Regions from separate parts of the Homo sapiens genome. Here region 1 is linked to region 2. A link is a contact called in ENCODE Hi-C or POLR2A ChIA-PET data. All regions are on one chromosome and are shown on one strand. The core of a region is the stretch at or near the end of the contact, and the rest is flanking DNA. Distances in the headings are between cores, read along the strand shown. Region 1 overlaps TSHZ1 (teashirt zinc finger homeobox 1). Region 2 has its middle 140 kb from the start of PTGR3.

Region 1 (5,643 bases), core at 423-2,922, 160 kb after region 2:
AAAGATTGATTGTGGATATCGGAGTTATGGTGTCATTTATCATGGTGAATATTATTTAGACTTGGGTTGTACAAGGCTGTAACTTGAGACACAGCCAGGGGAGGGACAACCTGAAAACGCGGATCCATGAATTTTAATGGATGGATGCTTTTTTCAAAGCTCAACTCACTATAGCGTGATTTACTTTTCTTACTGCAAGGAAACAAGCATTTCAGTCTTAAAGAGACAGCATGCCAGTGGTCCTGTTCTGTGGGTTCCACCCGGGAAGGCATTACCAAGGGCAGTCAGAGCCCAGGCAAAAATGCTGAGAAGGCGTGAATGGTGCAACAGACTCTGGCCATAGACATGTACATTAAAGATGGCTTTCCAGATGGATCTCCTCCTCGCCATCCTTATAGGACCCTGATAGGGTTAGAAATGGAGATGTACCCCAGAGCTCACCATTATCAGGGCAGCAGTTAAGATGCTATTTATTTGAAGCCAGCTAACCTCTCCTAAGTGCTACAGATAGCGGCCATTTATATTTAGGAAGACAAATGAAGCCCAGGCTCTCCCGTGTCAGGAGCATGATGCTGTGGGGAGAACGCACAGTTATCCTTGTGTGCCTAAAGGTAGTAGCATATGCAATACAAGCAGTCTTGTTGACCTAATTAATATCAGTCTTTTTCATTTTGCTTCAGGATGGCAGCGCTATTGACATTTGCTCAGTAGGGAGTTGGTTCTAAGGGAGCTGGGTATACAGGATGGTGTATCCAAAGTTGAACCTCTCAACGGTTGGTCCTCACATCTCTAGTCCTTGAAAATGGTGGAGATGGTCTAGTGCATTTGTCCTTTCTTCCAGGAGCACGGATCCCAGCATCTAGGCATTCACTCAGACACCAGGGAACAAGGGGCATCCCACTTTATTTCTAACGAGATGCTTCATGTACCAGAAACCTGGGGCTGCTGGTAGCTATTAGTGGCTTAGGTCATGGCCCTTTGGCCCCTAAGGCGTTTTATTTGTTGCTAATGTTGTTTTATTTCATCTTTCCATTTCAGGGGTTTTGTTGCATATGGTGGATAGAGGAGCTCTCAAAGTGAGTGAGGGGTTGGCCACAGTCAGCCCTGGGCGGGGCAGGTGTTGGGCGTGCTGCCCTGGCCTGCGTGCAGCCATGTGACATGCCATCCCAGGGCAATCTGGGGGTGGGTGCCACCCGACCTGCCGGCCCTCCTCAAAGCCCACCTCAGCTTTGATGCTCAGAGAGTGTGGCTTGCACTGCAGAGCCTAAAAGCCCTCTTTGGCTTTTTAAATAGGGAAGGTTTCTTGGAATTGTACAGTCTGTTAAACGAAAGTAACTTTCTTTCCAGGATTGATGCGTCTCATCTCTGGGAGCTTCCGGTCCGATGGTGTGAACTGCTTTCTAGTATAATGGCCCACACTGTATGCACCATGCAGGGGGACCCATCGGAGCACCTGTCTCTGTCTATGTGATTGCTCACTGACTTGTTCACGTCCTTGTAGGCACTCTGCTCCATAAGGGCAGGGCCATCTTGTTCTCCTTCCACTGTCAAGAGTCCAGCACGGTTCCTGGCTCATAGTCAGAGCTCCCGGTGCTTGTTGAGGGACTGAAGCCCCTCCTTGGGGAAGCCCTGGCTCTTGCGAGGACAGGTGAGTGTGACAGTCTGTGACATGCGGTCTATGACGTGCCGACCCTGGGTGCTGGCGATAGTAGGTGAAAGAAGAAAGCAGGAAGCTGTTTTTGGTTTCAAAGTGCTAACCCAAGTCAGGCAGTGGACTGGTTTTTTTGGAAGCTACCTTCCATGTAACATCAATCTAACCTAAAAGAAACAAACAAAACCCAGTGTAACAAGAAAAGGGGGCAAAGAAAGATGGTGAAAGGAATTGCCCATGCCTCCTTTTGAATGTTAAGTAAAAACAGGAAAATACCATCTGGAAAAGTAATCTGTTCATCATTATACATCTACTTGTGGAAATGCTCATAATGGTGGTGATACTGGGTATTTTAGAGGACAAATACCAAGACATCCTCTCAATCCTATTATGGTTTATAGGTCTGTGTTTATTTGCAAGTTAAAAGCACATTCTTGGCCTTTTAGGAACATATGACATGTCTACAAACAGGAAGTAGTTTATCAAATTCATATGAATCATGGCATCTATAGTGTTGGCCGAGGTCAAATCATTACACTAAATGTATTGTAACCATTATTAATGCACAGGGTCTCCTGCCATCTTTGTGATGTAGGACTGCCGTTTCCTGATTAAAAGCTGTTTGGTGATGAGAAATTCAGCAGCTCCTGTCCGTCCTGGAGTGACTGACAGGCACCCAGAGCTGCCGTCCCTGCTGGAGCAGCGTGTTCCTAGGAGCGCACCTTACGGAGGGTCCTGAGTGCCAGGAAATACAGGAAACAGGAAACAAAAACAGAAGTGACTCAACTTTCGCAGCCACAACTGTGCATCCATAAGGAGGCCAAATTTATCACGGCACATTATGGAGCTCAGCAAATGTCATGAAAACCATTGTTTTTTAATTTTTTTCTTGGAGAGTTTGAATGAGGTGATTTATGGTAGTTATTCATCTTAAGGGTCATCCATCAATTTTTAGTTGCTAGGCAATCAACCCAGCAGCTGTTTGCTTTGAATCAAGCTGAAAAGTTGTCAGTCACCACACGCAGGTATGACCTTAGTGGTTGCAAACATCATGCGTGCGAAATTAAAGAGACGTCGTCTTCTTCCCCGATTCCCCTGACTTCCCCGTGATTTGTGGAAGTGGTGCGAACCCTTCCTGGCTATTACAAGACAAATAAGAACAAAGGAGGGTGTGGAAAATTACTTGACTGGAAACTCACAGATACTCTTCCAACGCTGTATTTTACCCAAGTTCCCTATGCAAGCTGCATGGGATGGATTATAGAAGTAAGTGCCATCAGTGGATGGGAGGTGAACCACTTGATTTATAATATTTAAATAAGCCAGTTAAAAAAAACCTGTCAGTTCCCTTGTGGGGAAAAACCAAATATCAGCATTTCTCAATGTGCATCCCAGGCTGGAGGCCAGCCTGATGGTGTTTTTGGGTTGGCTGTGGGTGGCATGTGAGGAGATGCAGTTTCTCTCCAGTGGTGGAGGGTGGGAACTGTGCGTGGGCCTGACAGGCTCTGGGCACACGAGGCGCTGTAGGTGCCTGGCCCCAAGCCTGGCACAGAGTGGGTGCCCAGGTGGTGCCCACTTGCTCCCTCTGCTGAGATCTCAGGCTGCTGTGCTGGCAGGGGCAGCTCAGGCGGGTGTGGCCCTGGAGCCAGGCTGCCTTTGCCCATTACCACAACACTGTGATCCTGCCTGGGGCATGGTCCTTCGGAGGTCATTTCCACAGTTGCTTGGTGTGAGTCCTTCTCTGGCCTGGGGCTTCTCCCCAGATCTTTGTATTTTTGTCCACTACACCAGAACACTGTGAGTCTCATTAGCATTGTTGACCCCAAGAAGACATTTCTAGATAGCTGTTCCTTGCTGGCTCATGTGTAAACAGTGTTTCCTGCCTGCACTCTGCAATTTTATTTATTTATTTATTGATACAGAGTCTCGCTCTGTCCCCAGGCTGGAGTGCAGTGGTATGATCTTGGCTCACTGCAACCTCTGCCTCCTGGGTTCAAGCGATTCTCCTGCCTCAGCCACCTGAGTAGCTGGGATTACAGGCACCCACCACCACACCCGGCTAATTTTTGTATTTTTAGTAGAGACAGGGTTTCACCATGTTGGCCAGGCTGGTCTCTAACTCCTGACTTGGGTGATCCTCCCGCTTTGGCCTCCCAAAGTGCTGGGATTGATGATAGGTGTGTTCCACTATGCCTGGCCCACTCTGCGATTTTAGATCTTCACAGGGCTTCAAAAATTATCCCTAGGAAGGAAAATAAGTGCATGTGATGCCTTATTTATTTATTTTTGAGACAGAATCTCGCTTTGTCACCCAGGCTGGGGTTCAGTGGTGTGAACTCAGCTCACTGCAACCTCTGCCTCCTGGGTAGCTAGGATTACAAGCGATTTTCATGCCTCAGCCTCCCGAGTAGCTAGGATTACAGGCCACAATGTCTGGCTAAGTTTTGTATTTTTAGTAGTGACAGGGTTTCTCCATGTTTGTCAGGCTGGTCTCGAACTCCTGACCTTGGGCGATCCACCTGCCTCAGCCTCCCAAAGTGCTGGGATTACAGGCGTGAGCCACTGCGCCCGGACTTTTTTTTAGTAATTGAGGCTAGATTTCCCTCATTTTGAATCTTTCAAGCAGGAATTTTACTTTGCCTCTCAGTTGAGTTTTAATGCGTCTACACAGATAATTTACACCAATAAAGCCAAATTTTAGGGGACTATGTGTTGTATACTAGTATCTTTTTACATTTGATAGTTTCAATGGACTTGATTTTGCTGATGGCCTTTTAGACCATGTAGCTGTAAGATGTTTTGCATGTATTTTGGAAAGTCTAAAATAAGTTTAATTTGGAGTTAGGTTTGTCTTTCTCAACTTTGCATTGAGAGAGATATATATATCTTATTTATTTAGTAGGTATTTCTGAGGGTCTGAAACACGTCCTTTTGACAGATAGTTCTGCACATTGGAAAAGAGAGTTTTCTGATCTAGGCTTTTCAGGCGCCAGTTCTATTTCTGGACTCCAGGTAAACCCTGAAGGAAGTGGAGTGTGCCCCCAGTTCATTCACATTTTAAAGATGGTCCCACATCTTTTACTTGAAATCCTTGGGGCCAGATATGTTTTGGAATTCAGAGCTTTTCAGATTTTTGAAAAGAAATTTAGTGCATATACTGTATATTTTGCAACATCCTCAGCTTAAACATGAGATTTTCTACAGATAAATGGATTAATAGTCACAATACTTGGGTGAGGAAAGACTGGCAGTAACCTCATGTCTGTTCTGGTCAGGTTAAGTTTGCCACGCACAGTTAGGAAGACTCTTCCAATTCTCAGGGCTGCCTGTGGTGAAGGGACTGGGGGTCTGTATTGGTGCACAGCCCATTTCACAGGATGCCTGTCCCTATTTCTGTAGGGCTGGTAGCCTGCCTGTGTCCAGCAGCCTGGGAGCAGTTATGAGCTGGGCCACAGCCTCAGCAGCTCTGGAACTCCCGGCTGCTGTCATAGTTTTCTGTGTCGTAGGAGTTCTCTTTGGAGTTTTCTCCCATGTTCACATATAAAAGTGATATCAGTTATATCTGCAGTCTGCTCCGTTATCTCTTTAAATCATTGAACTGTGGAAACATATTTTACATCCCAGTATATTCTCATGAGTCTTATAAAGTACAAACTTTTCTCACTTTTGGGGGAATTTGGAATTAGTATTATGGCACACTTTACTTAGGAAAAACCTGAAAACTTCCCCTAACAACGTTCCAGGATGTTTCTGCTGATTTTCATGGTGAATGTATAAATATAGTGACAATACTAAAAAGAGCACCCTGCCAATCATGTCAGCTCTTTAAGAAATATAAGAAGATGGATGCCGATGTTATGTGTGTTGGGTGTGGATCACCAGTTGTTAACGTCTGAGAAGCACAGATGTGTTGGGATGGTTTCTTGTTTTATTTTATTTTTTGGAGTAGGGGGACATAGTATGAGTCAGCCTGGTGGATTAATGTTGGAAAT
Region 2 (5,123 bases), core at 310-2,809:
AAATACCAGGCTGGATGTGCTGGTCTTCACTGGGTGAAGGAGGTATCTGCTGAAGGCTTAGCATGTGGGCTTCTAGAATCCAGGCCCCACGTCTGGACCCTGAAACCCTCTGGTGAGAAAACAAAGAGGCCCAGCCCGTTACAGGCTGGGACACGTCGATGACTCTTGGCTTTCTTGGACTCTGGATCTGTAAAATCGACAAGGCAGAGGTGGGTCTTGAACCTCATGTTTGAGAAGTAAGCATGAGGGAAAGAACCTTCCACCCAAATGCCTACACCCTGCAGTCAGGACACAACTCTGCTTTTCTCTAGGCTGGACTCGAAGGATGCCCCCCTAAAGAGCTCACCAGCTGGAGACAGAAGACAGCCGTGGTCACAAAGCCCATTACCAGAATTAAATAAATCCGTTCTAAATCTCCCAGGCAAAGAATCATTTACTTCCTCCATGGCCCTGCATTTTCAATACCTTTTAATAAATTCTTTTAAAATGACCTAATTTCAACATGGCTTTCAACTTCATAAAAAGACAATTTATAACCAGGATAAACATGAACCTAGGACATGCCATTTCAGTCCTCTCCAGGATCTCACGTTACGCTTCAAATAACTTTTTAAGTGGAAGAATAAAAACCAACACAAAGTCAAGGTTTGTTTTTTAATTTCCACATTGAGCTCTGGTTTGAGCCTGAGCTTTCCAAGGCTGATCTGGGCTCCCTGCTTGTCCCGCCGGCGTCGGGCCCCTCCTGTGCAGGAAGCCGTCAGGGAGCCCCAGTTAGGAAGGGATCTCCCAGAGCAGGGCCACCTCTGTCCTCGCCTCCACTGCGCCACAGAGCCCCAGCAAATCTGCAGAGCTATCATGACTGATCTGTAAATAGGGCCATAACCCACGAATACAGTCTACCCCCAGTCTGGGCTCCCCTCTTTCACCTGTGCTCCTGCCGCAGTTGAAGGAGATAGAAGACGTTTTCATATCAGGATTGCAACATACGGCCCGTGGGAGAGGATGGTGATCCTAACCTATGCCTGGAAACGACGCTGCGAGTGACTTTTCTGGTAAGGGTCGGGACTCACAGTGATTGTCCAACGCGCAGTCTCTCACCCGTATTCAGAATGTCCTGGGAAACAGGCGGGGCTCTGGCTACGAGGCCACATATGTCCCACCTCCCCTGACCCCCCGCATGTCACAGGGCTCAGGTGCCTTTTCCTTTATCTCTAATTCCAGCTGTAAGCTCATGCCCCTGCACACAGCCTCTGCGTGTTCATCTTCAGGCCCTGAGCTTCTTGTGCAGCTAGGTAGGCGCTCAGCAAGTTACTTTAAATGGGTGGATAAATACATGGATTGTCAATTCGTCATCAGTTTTTCCTGTTTGCTTACTCACCTTCCTCTCTGTTGGTTTAGTCATAATGTTCTCAAATAACAAAAGCCTTTGGCAGGAATTGAATCAGATGAATGCACCGTGAACACACTGTCTTTTGGTCACGCTGGTTCAGAGCACGTCCCTCTACCTACTTCCACCTTTTTCAAAAACATTTCTTGATGAGCAGGGCCCTGAGACCAAACTTCACGGCAGACGCTGGATCTGAGTCACACTGTCTTGTCATGTGTGGTCAGGTGACCTGCAGCTTCCACCAGCAGGAAGAGATGCTGGGAGAGGATTTCCTCTTCACTCGCAGTCATCGTCATCTGAAGGGAAGCCTGCAAGTTCGTTCTGTTTCTAGTAAGATTTGTCTTTGCTTATGTCCTGGCTTCTTCCTCGCCCTGCAGACTTGGGCCAGTGCTGTTCACTGCACAGTTATTCTTTCCTCGACGTGCCGTGCAGAGAAGGCTGGTGTTTTGGGTAGTCTTGAACAATGGGGACTTCCTCTTCTCTAGAGAGAGCTCTTTGACTATAGGCAGGAAATGCTGCACGGGAGCCTGGTTAGCAGGGGTGCTGTGGGCCCCGGGCTGCAGGGCCTGCTATGCATGCAGCAGCATCTCGTGACGGGTCATCTCCTGGTGCGTCCTGTGATGAAGCAGGTGCGCCACAAGCCAGAGAGGAGCACCAGAGGGGAAAATAACACCCTGTCCATCTGACTGCAGAAGGCATGCCCCTCACATCTCCGTGCCTCTGCAATCGAGACACAGCGAGAGTGTCTCAGATGTAACGAATACCATAAATCTGTGTAAAGCAAGTCCTGGGGGAAGAAGAAGTATGGGGTCTCCCTTGGAAAGGACAACAAATATGCCACAGAATGGCACCCAGCACCCCTGAGGTGAGCCCAGCAGGCTGTGGACGGTGCTGAATTTCCAGTTACTTCTTAAGGCCTAAAGAAGATGGCTCAGCATGCTCCTGGCCTCTAATGCATTTGGAGTGGGGCAAAACACACACCTTCTCAGTGAGAGGGACTCAAGAGGTCCCAGAGGTGCAATCCTAAAATGGACAGGCTGCTCTTGGAGAAAAGGCGCCCTCCAGGCCTGGAAGACTCTAGCAGAGGCTGGTGGGCTCGATAGAGACACACAGTCTAGAAGGGCGTCCTCGCCGGGCCCGCCTGGCCCTGGGGCCACCAGGGCGTGTTCTGCAGTTCTGGGAAGCGGATCTGCTGACTGGGTCCTGAGCTGAGAACCGTGACTTCATTCCAGGCCTTCGATTTTATGAATAAGAGCTGGCCTCGAACTGCTGTGATGTCAGAGGAGTCACCTGTGCATCCTGAGGCTAGTGGGTCCTCTACAGAGTGAAGGCTGAGAATAGATAGACCCTAATATTAACACCAGCTCTAAGCCCTTTGATGATGTGAACAAGTCTCAGCGAGTGTCCGTGAATTGTTGAAGGAGAGTATCAGAAAGACAACACGGTCTGGACGTGGCAGTGATGGCAAAGTGTCCCCAAAGAAGCTGAAATCCATATAAGGTGGCCTTCTGACAGGTGCGTAGCGAGTCTTAGTTACATTGAGGGCAGAACGTCTCCCAGAGCAGCGAGCGTGGACTGTAACCTGACTGAACACATTCAGGAACCTGGAGAGAGGACGCCAGAGCCCGTGGGTGGCCGTGGGAGGACAGGGGAAGGAAGGCTTAGAGAAGCAGCCGCAGACGCTCACGGCAGGGCCGTGCAGGCAGAGGCATGTGGCCGAGGCCCCCACACTCCCTGCACGGAGAGGCTCCCAGCAGCCCAGTCCTCTGCCCTGGGGGTCCTCAGCCAGGTGGCCTGGCCCCAGGGGACAAGTGGCCATGTCTGGGTTGCCACAACTAGATGTGTGGTGGGTGGAGGCCAGGCCACTGCTGAGCCCTACGGTGCCCGGGATGACACAGCCCCTGTGCACCAGAGTCCGGGGAGACCCGCCCCAGGTCCCTGCCGCCTATGTGCCCTCATCTGGGCTGGCTGTGTCACTGGGCGCCTCCAGTAAGAATGTGTGGCTCTATGTCTAATGCAGAAATCAGCTGGCCTGCTGGCATTAGCTCCACTCCTCTGAGGGAAGGAGAGAACTGGGATTCGCTGCACACCAGGGTAACGCATCCCCGCCTGGGCGCACTTGCACGGCCAGGTGAAACCCTGGATATGGGGAGGCTGGTGGGCCACATGCCGTCTCCTGGGGCCTTCAGGTCGCACCCTCTGGTGGTGGGAGGTGAAGGCGACCGCCCCACCCATGCCCAGGAGAAGCTGGGGAGCTGGGCTGCAGGACGAAGTGAGTCCAAGCTGTGCCCCAGCCCGGGCTGCTCGTTAGGGTTGTGACACACACCGCTGTCACTCCTGTTGAAGATGGAGCCTGGCAGAGGGAAGGGGAGTCCCTCCTGGAACCTGAGGGGACAGAGAATGAAGCAAGGGGTGAAGGCCCGACCTCCTCCCAGCAGCATGGAGCGTGGCAGGGTGGCCTTCGCAGGGTCCAGCCTGATGGGGCCAAGGCCCCAGGACCCTCTGTGGCTCATACCACATACATCTGTGTTTCGTTTCTGTTAAGCCAGTGACACATCCCAGCTCTTTATCCAGAGGAAACCCAAGCAGGCTACCAAGAAGGAGGAAGATCACTCGGTCCTGTGCCGTCAGGTTCCAAACATGACAGCACACAGCCATGAAGCCCTGCCCCATTCAGCCAGCCCTGTGCAAAGCTTTCCAGATACATGACCTTCCCTACTGCCTCCTGAACCCCACGGGACATGTGGCATTAGCCACACTTACAGAGCCTCAGAAAGGCTAAGCAGCTCGCCCAGTGACACACAGTGGAGGTGACAGGGCCCCATCCCCAGCTTTAGGTCACGGCTTCCCTCCTCACTCATACGAACAGCGGACACCACATAGAACAGAGGCGCCAGGCCCTGCCCGAAGTGCTTTAATGCATGATGTGCTTCAGCTCTGTGTCCCCACCCAAATCTCATCTGGAATTGTAATCCCCAGGTGTTGAGGGAGAGGCCTGGTGGGAGTGGAGGGAGAGGCCTGGTGGGAGGTGATTGACTCATGGGGGCGGTTTCCCCCATGCTGTTCTCGTGATAGTGAGTGAGCTCTCACAAGATCTGGTGGTTTTATAAGGGGCTCTTTCCCCTTTGCTTTCTCTTCTCTCTCTCCTGCCACCATGTGAAGATGGTCCTTGCTTCCCCTTTGCCTTCTGCCATAACTGTAAGTTTCCTGAGGCCTCCCCAGCCATGTGGAAATGTGAGTCAATTAAACCTTTTTCCCAGTCTTGGGTATTTCTTTATACCAGGGTGAAAATGGACTAATACAATGCACAACTCACTTCAGGCCCCAACAAGTTTCTGAGCTCAGCGCTGTGGATATGGACCCATTTTACAGATGAGTGGGACAGGGAGGCAGGCCCCTCACCGGGTCCCACATTCATAATGGCCAAAGAAGCCCTTGAGCCTGGTGGTCCTGCCCGAGACATCTCCCCATCTCTGTGCCAGAGGCCTTTCAGAACATGTGGCTCTCGGGTTCGTTGGTCGGTGATGAGGGCTCATCTCACTCTGAGCCTCGGCCACCCTCCAATGAGGTCTCCTTCCACTTCCTGCCACTATTTTCTCTTTTGTCTGGGACGTTCCCTGATTTCCTTTCCCATCTGGTGCATTTGCATGAGTCCTCAAGGCATCCTCCAGCCCTGGTGTTTGTGTGCAGTGAACTGACTGGGCTGTGTGCCTCCCACCCTGGGGGACAGGTCATG

What was found. Hi-C counts contacts between places; a loop is a spot of excess contacts on that map. ChIA-PET counts read pairs that join two places held with the same protein, here RNA polymerase II (POLR2A). Pooled maps may share reads with other maps.
Region 1: a pooled map shows a loop between it and region 2 (7-fold over the local background). The contact joins two enhancer-like sites. A Hi-C loop is called at or near these places in 5 of 168 maps with a recorded cell type or tissue (CD4-positive, alpha-beta memory T cell, CD8-positive, alpha-beta T cell, MCF 10A and 1 more) and 11 of 50 pooled maps. POLR2A ChIA-PET finds 5 or more read pairs at or near these places in 2 of 52 experiments (activated CD8-positive, alpha-beta T cell and naive thymus-derived CD4-positive, alpha-beta T cell).

Annotation. Positions count from the first base shown.
Region 1 is chr18:75,227,988-75,233,630 of GRCh38, forward strand. The region is part of intron 1 of TSHZ1 (teashirt zinc finger homeobox 1); the gene reads left to right. Among named protein-coding and RNA genes, the nearest start is that of TSHZ1, 20 kb to the left of the region's middle. Within about 2 kb of position 1,673, at least 3 of the 41 ENCODE cell types and tissues checked have a DNase peak (open chromatin) inside an H3K27ac peak, as active enhancers do; they include CD8-positive, alpha-beta T cell, where a contact is called at or near this core.
Region 2 is chr18:75,069,557-75,074,679 of GRCh38, forward strand. No RefSeq gene overlaps it. Among named protein-coding and RNA genes, the nearest start is that of PTGR3, 140 kb to the right of the region's middle. RefSeq lists enhancers at 763-1,962, 823-1,323, 1,612-1,761, 3,042-3,542, 3,543-4,043. Within about 2 kb of position 1,560, at least 28 of the 41 ENCODE cell types and tissues checked have a DNase peak (open chromatin) inside an H3K27ac peak, as active enhancers do; they include CD8-positive, alpha-beta T cell, where a contact is called at or near this core.